Linked DNA regions of Homo sapiens: all the other regions are linked to region 3. The links are chromatin contacts, found by Hi-C or POLR2A ChIA-PET in ENCODE. All regions are on one chromosome and are shown on one strand. Each heading gives the region's core, a stretch centred on a gene start or an enhancer-like site at or near the end of the contact. The rest is flanking DNA. Distances are from core to core; before and after follow the strand shown.

Region 1 (3,969 bases), core at 455-2,954, 190 kb after region 3:
TGTCTTAGGTATGGCTTAAGAATTATTATAAAGGAAAAGAAATGGTTTGCTTTTTAAGTCAAGGAGGTTCCCTAGAGCTTCACTTAAAAAGGTACTAATTATTCATTTTAAATTATTTTCTGAAGCTGTCAGCCAAGAGCAATTAACCAGTATTTTCACTGTTTTTCCATTCATCAGCCTTGCTCTGAGCTCAGAATTACCACTTGAATATTTGCGGGTCCCTTTTCCATTTGATGTGTATTTACGATAAACCTAACCTTCCCCTGGGGAGCATATGTCATTAGTAAGCATTCTACTTACTGATGACGCGTGGCTAAGGCCTTTGATTCCTAGTGATGTTTGCTTCATTTCTCCTTGGTGACAGTGTCTGGCTTAGTTGAACCCATTTGCTTTCTCCATGCTAACACTTGAGAATATTTAAGAGTTATAATTCATTTGTTTATTGAGAGATCATTTATATTATTTCAAGTGGGTTTTCAAATGTTTGCTAATTTCTCTCATGCCTACTTCCAGTCCAGCGTTTCCCTTCATTTGTGCCTCCATGAAATATGTCACTGTCTTGTATCATTTTCAAAGAGTTGAAATCTCTCAAATATAATATGAACGTGGAGCAAAGGTCTTCTTGAACTTACTAAATCATGAGGGAACCTGTACAATGGCAAGAGTTGTTCAAAGGAGCATTTGAGGAATGAAGATTTAGATAGTCCATCAGGCAAAGGAATGCGGAAATACATTTTGAAATAGATATAAAACTGGTTAATGTTTGACAGGTAATAAACTTTGGGAGTTATCTTTTCTACTGCACAGAAACCTAAAAGTTAACCTGTAACTTAAAGTGTCTGAGTGGGTTCTGTGTAAATGGGAAATAGCAAAGCATTCTCTTTCACTAGATCATCCTCAATGATCCTGTTGAACAATGACTGTGATCCTCTTCCTTTGTCCGCAAGTTTTGGGTACTTTCCTTAACAGGCTAAAGCGTGGAAATTAGGTGTCAGAAGACTTTCTTGTGGGTAGGGCAAGACTAATATACTTCGAAGAAACCAAGAAGAAGAAAGTGGTAGCTTGGTTTGAGTCTCTGTGTAGCAGTGGCATGTCTTGGCTTCATGGAGACCTCAAGGTGGCACCCTCTGGTGCTATTTGGCCATCAGTACCTTCTTGGTAACCAGGAACCCATTCTCCACTCTGGGGAGAGAGGTCCTTCTGAGTTCCCTGGGCTTTTGAAAGGGCAGCTGTCCACGTAGAGCGGCCCTACTGATAGCTGAGCAAGGTCATGGAGCACAGGTCATGTTGTTCCCGCTGGGAACCAGTGGATGAGGAGCTGGCTGCTGGGATGGGAGGATCTCCTTGGATGGCCCTGGGAGAAACAACCCGAGGACTTCTCAGCCCAGACTGAGTGGTGGGTGGGGGTGCTGCCAAGCCCTGGCTCCTTAGGGCTGGTGATGGATGATGGGATCTCTCAGAGAAGTCCCCATGCTAAGTACCCTCTCCCTGCAGCCAACTTCACTCTTTGTGTTCTTCTGATCACACTCTGGACATGGGCTTCTTTTGCATTTGTCTGCACAGCTAATCACCACTGCTGTTCTGCTGTCTGTAGCCATTTCCTAAGGTAAAAAGATTTGTCCCTTACAGGGTAAGAGGATATGAAACTGAACTTACCCTCTTGGTTAAAAAAGGCACAAGATCACTTGTTACTGCTTTCTACAGCTGTATTGGTATTTTCTGTTTGTCCATTTCCTCCCAGACTAGAAGACCCTCAAGGGCAAGGACTGTGCCTTTTTTTTTTTTTTTTTTTCTTTTTCATCATTGAATCCCCCAGTACTAAGCACAGAGCAGATACTCCACAAATGTTGGATAGAACTCTTTGGGACTTCCGAGGTAGTTTTGTATCATGGAGAAAGCACACTAATACTACTGTTCCCCACTAATACTACTGCTCACCACGAAGTAATGACTCGTGACCACGCTCAAGACTGGGCTTTTCGCTGAAGCTTCACACGCCGGTGTCATGACACGTTACTCCTCATGACACATCTGAGCGGTGATCTTGCTCATTCTGCTTTCACAGAGGAGGAAATTGAGGGTGACAGGCTACATAGCACACCTGAGGTCGGCCTCAGGGTTGGGATCCAGACCTTTCTGACTCCTACATGTATTCCTTCTAGAAGAAAGCCTTGGGTGGGGACCATGGGCCAAGCCAGGAAAAACGGTCTTCGTGGTTCTGGGCCAAGTATCAGAGAATTTCTAGGCTGGAAGGAAGATGTTCACAGGACAGTTCTAGTTCAGCCCCCAGCCCTTCGGGTAGCCCTTGCCTTCCCCTTTCAATGACAGAAAGGCTGTGCCAATCCTAGAGCCTTGGAGAAGGACTTTCCACAAGCCTCCTCTGTGGCCCACTCTGTGTTTTACTGCCCTGTCCGGAAGTCTTCCCCTTATAACTGGACTTGTTCACATCCAGTTTTAACCATACAGTGGGATATGTTCAGAGACCCCAGGAATGAAGGAAGTAGAATGGTTTAGTGAACTTTGTTTTAAGCCACTGGTATATTCCAGGGAAGGAATGTATATATTGGAGGCTTGAAGTCTATTGAAAAACCAACCAATAATGAACACTGTTTTTGAACATGCAACTGAGACAAACTCAAGCTAGGTGAATTTTTGTTGTTAAACTATGAAACGAACCCAAGCTAAAATGTACACCACACACATGTATACACATACATACACAGAATCTTGGTGAATGTTTAAACAAAGTTCATTTTAAAGAACAAAACCAGAACAACGTCTGAATATCCTTTTTTTTTTTTTTTTTTTGCTGTAGAGTAAGTTTTTTGTTTGAGACTTTGGAATAAATATGTGGCTCTCCCTATGTTTCAAATTATCCCAGACTTGAGGGCGGGAACCATAATTTACTTGGGGAGGCAGCTTAATGAAGTCAAAATCATTTGCTTAAATTTTTCTATGCCTCAGTTTCCTCATCTGCAAACTGAGAATAGTAAACATAGTTCTCTCATTAGGTTGTTCTGAGGGCATCATGAAATTGATCTTTATGTGATTTGGCACAATGCCTGGTACATACCAAATGCTCAGTGCACATTAGCTATTGGCATCATCATCACTGTCATCATCACCACCAATATGACCACCACCACCAGTTTTAGTTTTCATAGCACAGTGACCGGAACTTAATAATTTTGGGTGAGTGAATGGTTCGATGGTTGGTACCTCACTAGGGGAGTACAGGACACTATTACAAAGGGGCCCTCAGTCACGAATCCTTATGTAGCATAAAGCTAAGAACCCCGTTTTCTCTTGTCCCTTATTGTATCTGTATAAGTTTGGGTTTGGAGTTATCAGACTTTCCTTCAAGCACAGGACACCCGGATTAGTCACATAATTGAGCTGAATTCTGAGCAGAAATGTTAACAACAGCTCCCAGAATTCACAATTTCAATTCTTTGCTCTACTCATGGCAGTTAAACCTACTGCTTATTGGAGTGAGCGTGTTAGCCAAAATGTAATGACTCTCCTCTGTGGATAAATCAATTATTTAAACAGCTGATCGTGATTTTGCCCTTTGGGCAGCTCACTGGCTGAAAACATGTGAGCAGGGAAGTCTTAGCTTCTTTCTCCTTAAGTATATTAGGAAAAAATGCAACTGTAGAATGATGAAGTGTGTCAATGTGAATATTCCTCATTGCAGTGCAGGGGACAACTCCACTGTTTCCTTTGCCATCGTGCAAGCCAGTCCGAAGGACCAGGGACTCTATTACTGCTGCATCAAGAACAGCTACGGAAAAGTGACTGCTGAATTTAACCTCACAGCTGAAGGTAAACCACAGTTTTCAATGAAAAACCACTGGCCCCTGCCCGTTCACAATGGACATCTGTACTGAAGCCATTCTCTGCTTTGTCTTCTTCTAGTTCTCAAACAGCTGTCAAGTCGCCAGGATACTAAAGGTAAGTCAGTTAGGG
Region 2 (4,096 bases), core at 1,574-4,073, 150 kb after region 3:
CCGGGAAACTCACTTGGACTGCCCAGGGAGGTGGCCCAGGCTGGCAGGAGGCCACCATGGCAGATATTAAAAACACACAACAGAGTGGAGATGCTGGAGATCTTTCAGATGGAGCCAGCTTGAGGGTGCGGAGACCTCAAAGACAGAAGTGGGTCTCTGAGCCAGCAAAGCTGCTGTTAAAGTGGGTCTGGGGGCGCCACTCAACCTGCCCTTAGACACACGGGCTTGGAGTTTGCTTCTTAGGAGAGAGGACCACTGAGGGCAGGCTGCATTTGAAATTCTGTTAAAATACAACTTAATAGGGCCCCTGCTGCCAATGCAGAGGCTGAGTCAAAGGCTTGTTTTCCTGCTCAATTTTCTGTAATTTATTCCAGCTATTCTGGTTCCCTTTGCCAAAGAAAAACTGCGTATGAACCAATGCCACGTGTTGGTTATACTGACATCATTCTCTTGTAGACCGATCTCACAGAGCTAACTCATTACAGAAACATGTCCTGGCAAACAGCCTGCACTAAGGATTTGGATGTCTCGTGTTCAGGTGGTTCTACTCTGCTTGGAGTCCCCAGGGCAGTGTCTTAAAGTGAGGGCCTGGACTATTTGCATTGGAATCACCTGATGAGGTGCGTGTTTAAAAAAACAACATAGGTCCCTAAGTTTTACCACAGACTTGCTGAACCTGCATTTTTATTAATTTTGAGGCAGAGTCTTGCTCTGTCACCCAGGCTGGACTGCAGTGGCGCAATCTCGGCTCACTGCAACCTCCGCCTCCCAGGTTCAAGCGATTCTCTTGTCTCAGCCTTCCGAGTAGTTGGGACCTCAGGGGCCTGCCATCACGCCCGGCCTTTTTTTTTTTTAAGTAGAGACAGGGTTTCGTCATGTTGGCCACACTGGTCTCGAACTCCTGACCTCAGGTGATCTGCCTGCTTCGGCCTCCCAAAGTGCTGGGATTATAGACATGAGCCACCGTGAAAAAATATGCAGGCCTGAACCTGCATTTTTAATATGCTGTCTGAGAAATAAATGCAGGCCTGAACCTGCATTTTTAATATGCTGTCTGAGAAATAAATGCAGGCCTGAACCTGCATTTTTAATATGCGGTCTGAGGATTCTCTTGGGCATTAAAGTTTGGAAACCATGGGCTCAGTTAGATGGATCTAGAGAGAGAATACTACAACTTTTAGAGGCATTTCTGTAAAGACTCACAGGAGTTTGGAAACAACAAGAAATTTAGGCTCCTCAAGTGTAACCTCCTTTGCCCTAAGAGGAAAAACAAAAACTCGTGACTGGAATTTTCTTCTGCTTTCTAGTTGGCTTGCTATAAACGCAGCTTGTTCTTCACCTGTCTGGGGAACTGAAATAAGTACAGATCCTGATTTATTGTAACTAATCCAAAACAGGTGTGCATTTTACAGCTGTGTTTTATTTTGAGGAGTAGTTCAGTGGCAGGAATTTGGGTGGCAGCAGGGGAGGCTGGTGAGAGGAGGGTCACTTGGCAATAAGGTGGGTTTTAGTCTCTGTAACAAATCTACTGCCTGCTGTTGGAGCTGAATGCGAGACATGGCCTCTGTTGGTCTTTGTTGGTCTTCTTTGGCTATGATAGAAGATGAATTTGCATCTCTGAAAGGAGATGGAAAAAGCATTGAACTAACCCAATCATATATCAAGACAAATGATAAAGCTGTGGTCATGAGATAGTGTGGGAGTTGCCGTACATAAGTAGATAAACCAAACTGAGGAAAGAGTACAGAATCCAATACTGGAATTTGGTTTATGGATAGAAATAGTCTTTCAACTTGTAGGGAAGAGACAAGTGCTTCAATGCTGACACAATTAGCCACCATATGGAAAAGATATCAGTACCTTACAATGGACCCCCAATAAACTGATGTTATTTGATCTCTGAGTTAAAATTTTTAAAAAACTATAAAGTACTGAAAAAATTTTTCAAAATGATTTTCATGATCTTGAGAGATATAAGATCTTCTTGGGAAAATAATAGGCCTGGTGCAGTGGCTCACGCCTATAATCCCAGCACTTTGGGAGCCCGAGGCAGGTGGATCATGAGGTCAGGAGTCCTAGACCAGCCTGGCCAATATGGTGAAATCCCATCTCTACTAAAAATACAAAAATTAGCCGGGGCGTGGTGGTGCACGCCTGTAGTCCCAGCTACTCGGGAGGCTGAGGCAGAAGAATTGCTTGAATCCGGGAGGCAGAGGTTGCACCACTGCACTCCAGCCTGGGTGACAGAGCAAGACTCCATCTCAAAAAAGAGAAAGAAAGGAAGAAAGGAAGAAAGAAAGAAAGAAAGGAAGGAAGGAAGGAAGGAAGGAAGGAAGGAAGGAAGGAACAAAAAAGAGAAATATCAATAATTTTGATTACATCAAATTAAAATTTTTCTATAGAACAAAAATACCACTAAGAAAATTAAAGTGATACACTTTTTATGTAGGACATTGTAATAGACAAAGATTAATTTCCAGGGTATATAAAAATCAAATAGATAAAACATCCGTAACAATTGAATTATTTTTAAAAGGTAAATATATACAAAGTTTATGGAAGAGATAAATGGTCAATAAATATGCAAGAAGTTGCTCAACCTTATGAGTAATTAGGAAAATACAAATTTTAAAGATATAACATCTTTCATCAGATAGATAAAAAAATTAAAAGTACAGTACCAAGCTGATATTATAAGGAAATGGGTACATTGCCAGTAAGATTAATTTGGCAAAATCTCTTTAAAAATCTCTTAAAATCTCTTAAAACTGAAAAGGGCATTAGCCATGATGCAGCAGTTTCACTTCTCAATATCGACTCTTGAGAGAAGCTTGCATGAAGGCCCAAGGAAGCATGTGACATCATGTGTGTTGTAGAATTATTTCTAAGGAAACGTTTCTAAGGAAATGTTCATGGGTAACTGGCTAAATAAAATGTGGCCTGCTCAAATGATGGATGCTTCAAAACAACATAGAATTAGAAAGGTACACTGAAGAATAATACATACAATACGATACAATTTATGCCCCCCAACCATTCCATAGTAGTATATGTTATTTGTATATACATATATAAACACATAAAATTATTTTTTAGATCTGGAAGAATACATTCAAATGATAGGATTAACTCTGGAGAGGGAAGCAAGGAACCTAACATTTGGAGGGGTGATTAATGTTTTTAAATGTTTAAGGAAATTATTTTTACTGATAATATTGAAAACTTTTAAAAAAATTTTTTTTAAAAAAGGAAGACATAAACTGGGAGCTAGATTTTAGTTCTGGTTCTGCCATTAACCAACTGTATATCCTTGGGTAATTTCCTTTCCTCTCTTTGGGCCTCTTTCCTCAGTGTAAACTGAAGGGGTCAAACATGAAGATCTGTTAATTTCCGAGGCAGTGAGGTCCTGTGAATCCCTAATTTTACATCAGCTGCCAAAATAAATATCAAACAAAGTGGAAGAGACTGTGGCTTTCATGGTAAGGAAAGTCTGTCTAAGCAAAAAGGAAAAAAAAAAAACCTGATGATGTAAGAATTTTGCACAAAAACCCCCACCATAAACTGATATTAAAAACAAATAAAAACTTAGAAAAGCACTTGTGATGTACAAAGAAAGTGATGTAAGAAAAGATGAATAGCTTAATAAAAAATGAACAGGGCCAGGTGTGGTGGGTCATGCCTGTAATCCCAGCACTTTGAGAGGCCGAGGTGGGCGAATCACCTGAGGTCGGGAGTTGGAGACCAGCCTGACCAACATGGAGAAACCCCATCTCTACTAAAAATACAAAATTAGCTGGGTGTGGTAGCGCATGTCTGTAATCCCAGCTATGTGGGAGGCTGAGGCAGGAGAATCGCTTGAACCAGGGAGGCAGAGGCTGCAGCGAGCTGAGATCGCACCACTGCACTCCAGCCTGGGCGACAAGAGCGAAACTCCATCTCAAAAAAAAAAAAAAAAGAACAAAGACATCAAATACGCAATTCATGAAATTCATCATAAACTTATCAACTCCATTCCTTTCTGCCTTCCTCCTTTCCTTCCTTTCTCAATTTTCAGAGATTGTTCTTAATGTGATGATACTTCATGCTAATAAGACTG
Region 3 (4,050 bases), core at 1,386-3,885:
GGCTTTGCCTCTTAGGTAAAGCCCTCTCTAACTCTCCTCGACTAATCTGATCACCATCTTCTATGAACAATTTCTAGATTCTTTACATATTTCTACTAGGCATGTAGCATGTACTATATTATTCATTTAATGTCTGCCTCCTATTAGTATCCAAAGCCTTGAATTCACAAACCAAGGCTTGTTCTCTTGTTTCATTAAGCAGCGGTCCCCAACCTTTCTGGCACCAGGGACCAGTTTTGTGGAAGACAATTTTTCCATGGACGGTGTCAGGGGAGGGGTGGTTTTGAGATGAAATTGTTCCATCTCAGATCATCAGGCATTAGTTAGATTCTCCTAAGGAGTGCACAATAGGGTTCACACTCCTATGAGAATCAAATGCCGCTGCTGATCTGACAGGAGGCAGAGCTCAGGTGGTAATGCTCGCTCACTCGCCTCCTGCTGTGTGTCTCAGTTCCTAACAGGCCACAGACCAGTTCTGGTCCACAGCCTGGGGGTGGGGGATGCCTGTCATAAAGCACAGATGAAACATTAGATAAATGTTTAGTGAACTTCAATGATAGAAGTTGACCTGATATTCCATTTATCTTGTTATTCTTTCAATTGGGACATGTTTGAGAAAGAATACCTGGCATAATGGAGCTAACGGAGGCTATGGAATGAGAGATAGATGGGTTTCAATCCTGTCTCAACTACTACATTGTATAATCCTGAGCAAGTTTTATTAAACACTTACAGTTTTAAATTTTCATCTACTAAAAATGAGGAAAAATACCTACATCTCAGGGTTAAATTAAACATTTCACTAGGTGAAAACACTTAGTTTATTAGCATTACTATTAAATGCATATTTGTGATTAAACCATCTTCAGCAACTAACCCAGTTACATTTGGATCTTGTCATTTTGTGTACCTAAGACATATGTATGCTCCTCTCTACAGAATATGATGGCTATGCCTTTGTTCAGAACACTATTTTAATAGGTATTTCTTAATCAGTGAGGTCTGTCTGGAGGATCTAAAGAAAAGATCATGGAGCTGGAATACATGAAAACTTACCACTATGAATGAAACATAGCAGGTTTCTTTTTTTTTTTTTTTTTTTTTGAGACAAGAGTCTTACTCTGTCGCCCAGGCTGGAGTGCAGTGGCACAATCTCCACTCACTGCAACCTCCGCCTCCTGGGTTCAAGTGATTCTCGTGCCTCAGCTTCCCGAGTAGCTGGGATTACAGGCGTGTACCACCACACCCAGCCTATCTTCTCTATTTTAAAGCTGAGATCTGCTACAGAAAAAGCACACAACTGATCTGAACCATTATAAATTCTTACTCTTTAAAAGTCTTAGTTGGACTCTCAATACACATTCACTTGTAGATCAGACTTGTAAGACCTTGCTTCCATTTTCTTTAGCCTCTAAGCCTCTGCCATAGAATAAGATCTATATTCAGCCTTACTTTACTCTTTTTCCCTCAATCTTTTTTTTTTTTTTTGAGACAGAGTTTCACTCTCGTTGCCCAGCTGAAGTGCAATGGCACGATCTCAGCTCACCACAACCTCCACCTCTCGGGTTCAAGAGATTCTTCTGCCTCAGCCTCCTACGTAGCTGGGATTACAGGCATGCACCACAATGCCCAGCTAATTTTTGTATTTTTAGTAGAGACGGGGTTTCTCCATGTTGGTTAGGCTGATCTCAATCTTCTGACCCCAGGTGATCCTGCCTGCCTCGGCCTCACAAAGTGCTGGGACTACAGGTGTGAGCCACCATGCCCAGCCTTTTCCTCAATCTTTTAAGCATATTACTACGCCTAATTACTTAGAAACAAAAAACATAAACTAAAAATGTCCTCAGCTTCCCAATAAATCTATCTGTTCACCAATCTCTCCTTCTTTTTAATCTCAAAAGAGGTTTCAACATTCTGATTAAAGCCAATTTCTCTTGTTTTCACCTTGGCCCAAATCCCTATCATCTCTTCTAGGAACTTGCTCTATAAATTGTCCTCTCTTTGATGGATCACTCTAATCTACACAGTCTCAACAGATACTTCCTTTCCAAATGTAAATATCCTCACATTTTCCCCTCCTACCAAAACACTTTGAATATATGCCCTATCTAGTTAATTTCAAACCACTCTTTCTTTCCAACAAATTAATATGTACTGTCTTCATTTGTTCACTTCTGAATCTTTCTTTTTCCACTATTTTATACATTGTATCCATGTTTAAATTCCCAGCATAACTCAGTAACTGACACATATTAGGCACTTTCAACATTCCACTCAAAGCCACCAATCACATCTTCAGTAGCTGAATCCAATGGACAAATTTTAGACATATTTTATCTGGCTTCTGCCAGCATCAAGCTGTTAGCTATTTTTACCATCTTTAAATGTTAATCTGCTAAACTTTTATCTGCTAAAGTTTTCTCCCTTACATTTTCTTGTCCCAGGCATTCTTCAAATGCAACTGTTCGTTTACATTTTATCCTAAATTCTTTTCTCTTTCCATTGGAGAAGACAGGGGAGCAAACGCTAAAGCTACTGCAGCCTTTGTGATTTCTATCCCTCACCAAGAGACAGCACTAACCACTTCCTCCTCTATGCTAACTATGCAGCATGTACATGTTTCTTTTTGTACGCATGTCTGTTTGCATATCGTGAGAAACACACAAATCACTCCACAGAAGTTGACTTGACCCTAGAAACTGAATTTGTAATCATTTTTAAGCCTCCTCTTCTAAACCTTCTTTTACAGATACAAAAAAATAAAACATTTGGTCCCAATGTTATTCACATTTCTTTAAAAAACCAAATTAAAATGTCTTAAATTCCTTCTGGAGTTATACACAATAATTATACTTTGATAATGCATTTTAAAGTTCTACTCACCCAAAGGCTGGTCAGTTGTTTGCTCTTTATTATCTATACAAAGATAAAAAAGCAAAACATGTAAGATCCATGGTATATTTCCAGAGTTAAAGATACATGAAAAGTATATAACATCAGCAGCATCACTTACAGAATATAGTTTCTACTCTTCAGATTTTTAATAAAAACACTCTTGAATGGAAAAAAACGATGGTGGTGTTCACAATAGGAAGTAGCAGTAGTTACCATTTCCTGATGCCTCAGCTGGCACCGTTCTATATGCTTTATATATAACAGATCTAATGAAACCTCACTCTACCCTATGAGGTGCCTACTATTATTAACCCCATTATATAGATAAGGAAATTAAGGCAGAGAGAGATTAAAGTCACTTGCCCAAAGTTATGAAGCTAGTAAGTAGCAAATCTGGATACTAACTTAGGGAGTCTCCTTCTGGATTCTATGCTTTCACCCTCTAGTATACATAAAATAAAATCCCGCCCCGCACCTGAAGCACCATGTAGGGAAAGATGTAGTTCATCAGTTGTGTGTCCACTACTGTCGGGAGATAACTTTGTACTACTGGTCAAATACATGCCACTGAAGCCTATTAAAAGCTTTCCCTATACAACATTCTTCTTTTAAACCTAAATTTTTGGTACTCCCTGAATTGTGGGAAATGAGGAAAAACTCAAAGGGCCAGGAAAATTTTAGAATCTTAGTGGTGGCTATTTACAAAAGTTTTTCTGAAATAACTTTTCATAATGTTCATTAAAGAAAAGCAAGAATTAACAGACTAATTTAGGAAAGGGGATTCTATCCAGACCCCCTATTCTCCCCCAGTAAGAGAAACAATTACTAGGATGGTTTTTGACAGTTCAAGACCTACTTGAGGCAGGTCTCATTGAGGCTTTATGTGAATTTGAGGACACTACAGCAAGGAGAATGACGCACAGGTAATGGGGACTTTCTGCTGTGTCTAGTTTGCTTATATACAGTCAGCACAGCCCAATGGCATTCACAATAATAGATGTTTGCTAATGCAATATGAGTATGACACTAAGCAAACTAGTAATGATGCTAAAATAATGAGAAATAAGTGGAGAAGTAATAGGGTTTTCTACAAATATTAAATGACATAACCACCTTCTTAAACTATTCCTGAAAGGTTTTATTTTCAGATCTATC

Evidence for each region. A loop is a pair of places that touch in the nucleus more often than their neighbours do. ChIA-PET counts read pairs that join two places held with the same protein, here RNA polymerase II (POLR2A). Pooled maps may share reads with other maps.
Region 1: a loop to region 3 is called in a map of B cell, with 5 times the contacts of the local background. The contact joins two enhancer-like sites. A Hi-C loop is called at or near these places in 3 of 168 maps with a recorded cell type or tissue (B cell, CD8-positive, alpha-beta T cell and naive thymus-derived CD4-positive, alpha-beta T cell), 2 of 37 single-sample maps with no recorded cell type and 8 of 50 pooled maps. POLR2A ChIA-PET finds 5 or more read pairs at or near these places in 3 of 52 experiments (GM10248, activated B cell and activated CD4-positive, alpha-beta T cell).
Region 2: a loop to region 3 is called in a pooled map, with 2.5 times the contacts of the local background. The contact joins two enhancer-like sites. A Hi-C loop is called at or near these places in 1 of 168 maps with a recorded cell type or tissue (IMR-90) and 2 of 50 pooled maps. POLR2A ChIA-PET finds 5 or more read pairs at or near these places in 2 of 52 experiments (HEK293 and activated T-cell).

Annotation. Positions count from the first base shown.
Region 1 is chr18:58,523,791-58,527,759 of GRCh38, reverse strand. ALPK2 (alpha kinase 2) reads left to right here. Exons shown (of 13, transcript NM_052947.4): 7 at 3,698-3,825; 8 at 3,919-3,954. Among named protein-coding and RNA genes, the nearest start is that of ALPK2-AS1, 31 kb to the left of the region's middle. RefSeq lists a silencer at 1,613-1,692. Within about 2 kb of position 1,704, at least 5 of the 41 ENCODE cell types and tissues checked have a DNase peak (open chromatin) inside an H3K27ac peak, as active enhancers do; they include B cell, where a contact is called at or near this core.
Region 2 is chr18:58,563,983-58,568,078 of GRCh38, reverse strand. The region is part of intron 4 of ALPK2 (alpha kinase 2); the gene reads left to right. ALPK2-AS1 (ALPK2 antisense RNA 1) reads right to left here. Exons shown (of 2, transcript NR_188108.1): 2 at 1,401-1,617. Among named protein-coding and RNA genes, the nearest start is that of ALPK2-AS1, 9.0 kb to the right of the region's middle. Within about 2 kb of position 2,823, at least 2 of the 41 ENCODE cell types and tissues checked have a DNase peak (open chromatin) inside an H3K27ac peak, as active enhancers do.
Region 3 is chr18:58,714,801-58,718,850 of GRCh38, reverse strand. It overlaps MALT1 (MALT1 paracaspase), which reads right to left. Exons shown (of 17, transcript NM_006785.4): 9 at 2,884-2,916. The region is part of intron 1 of LOC105372146 (a long non-coding RNA gene); the gene reads left to right. Among named protein-coding and RNA genes, the nearest start is that of MALT1-AS1, 45 kb to the right of the region's middle. Within about 2 kb of position 2,635, at least 5 of the 41 ENCODE cell types and tissues checked have a DNase peak (open chromatin) inside an H3K27ac peak, as active enhancers do; they include B cell, where a contact is called at or near this core.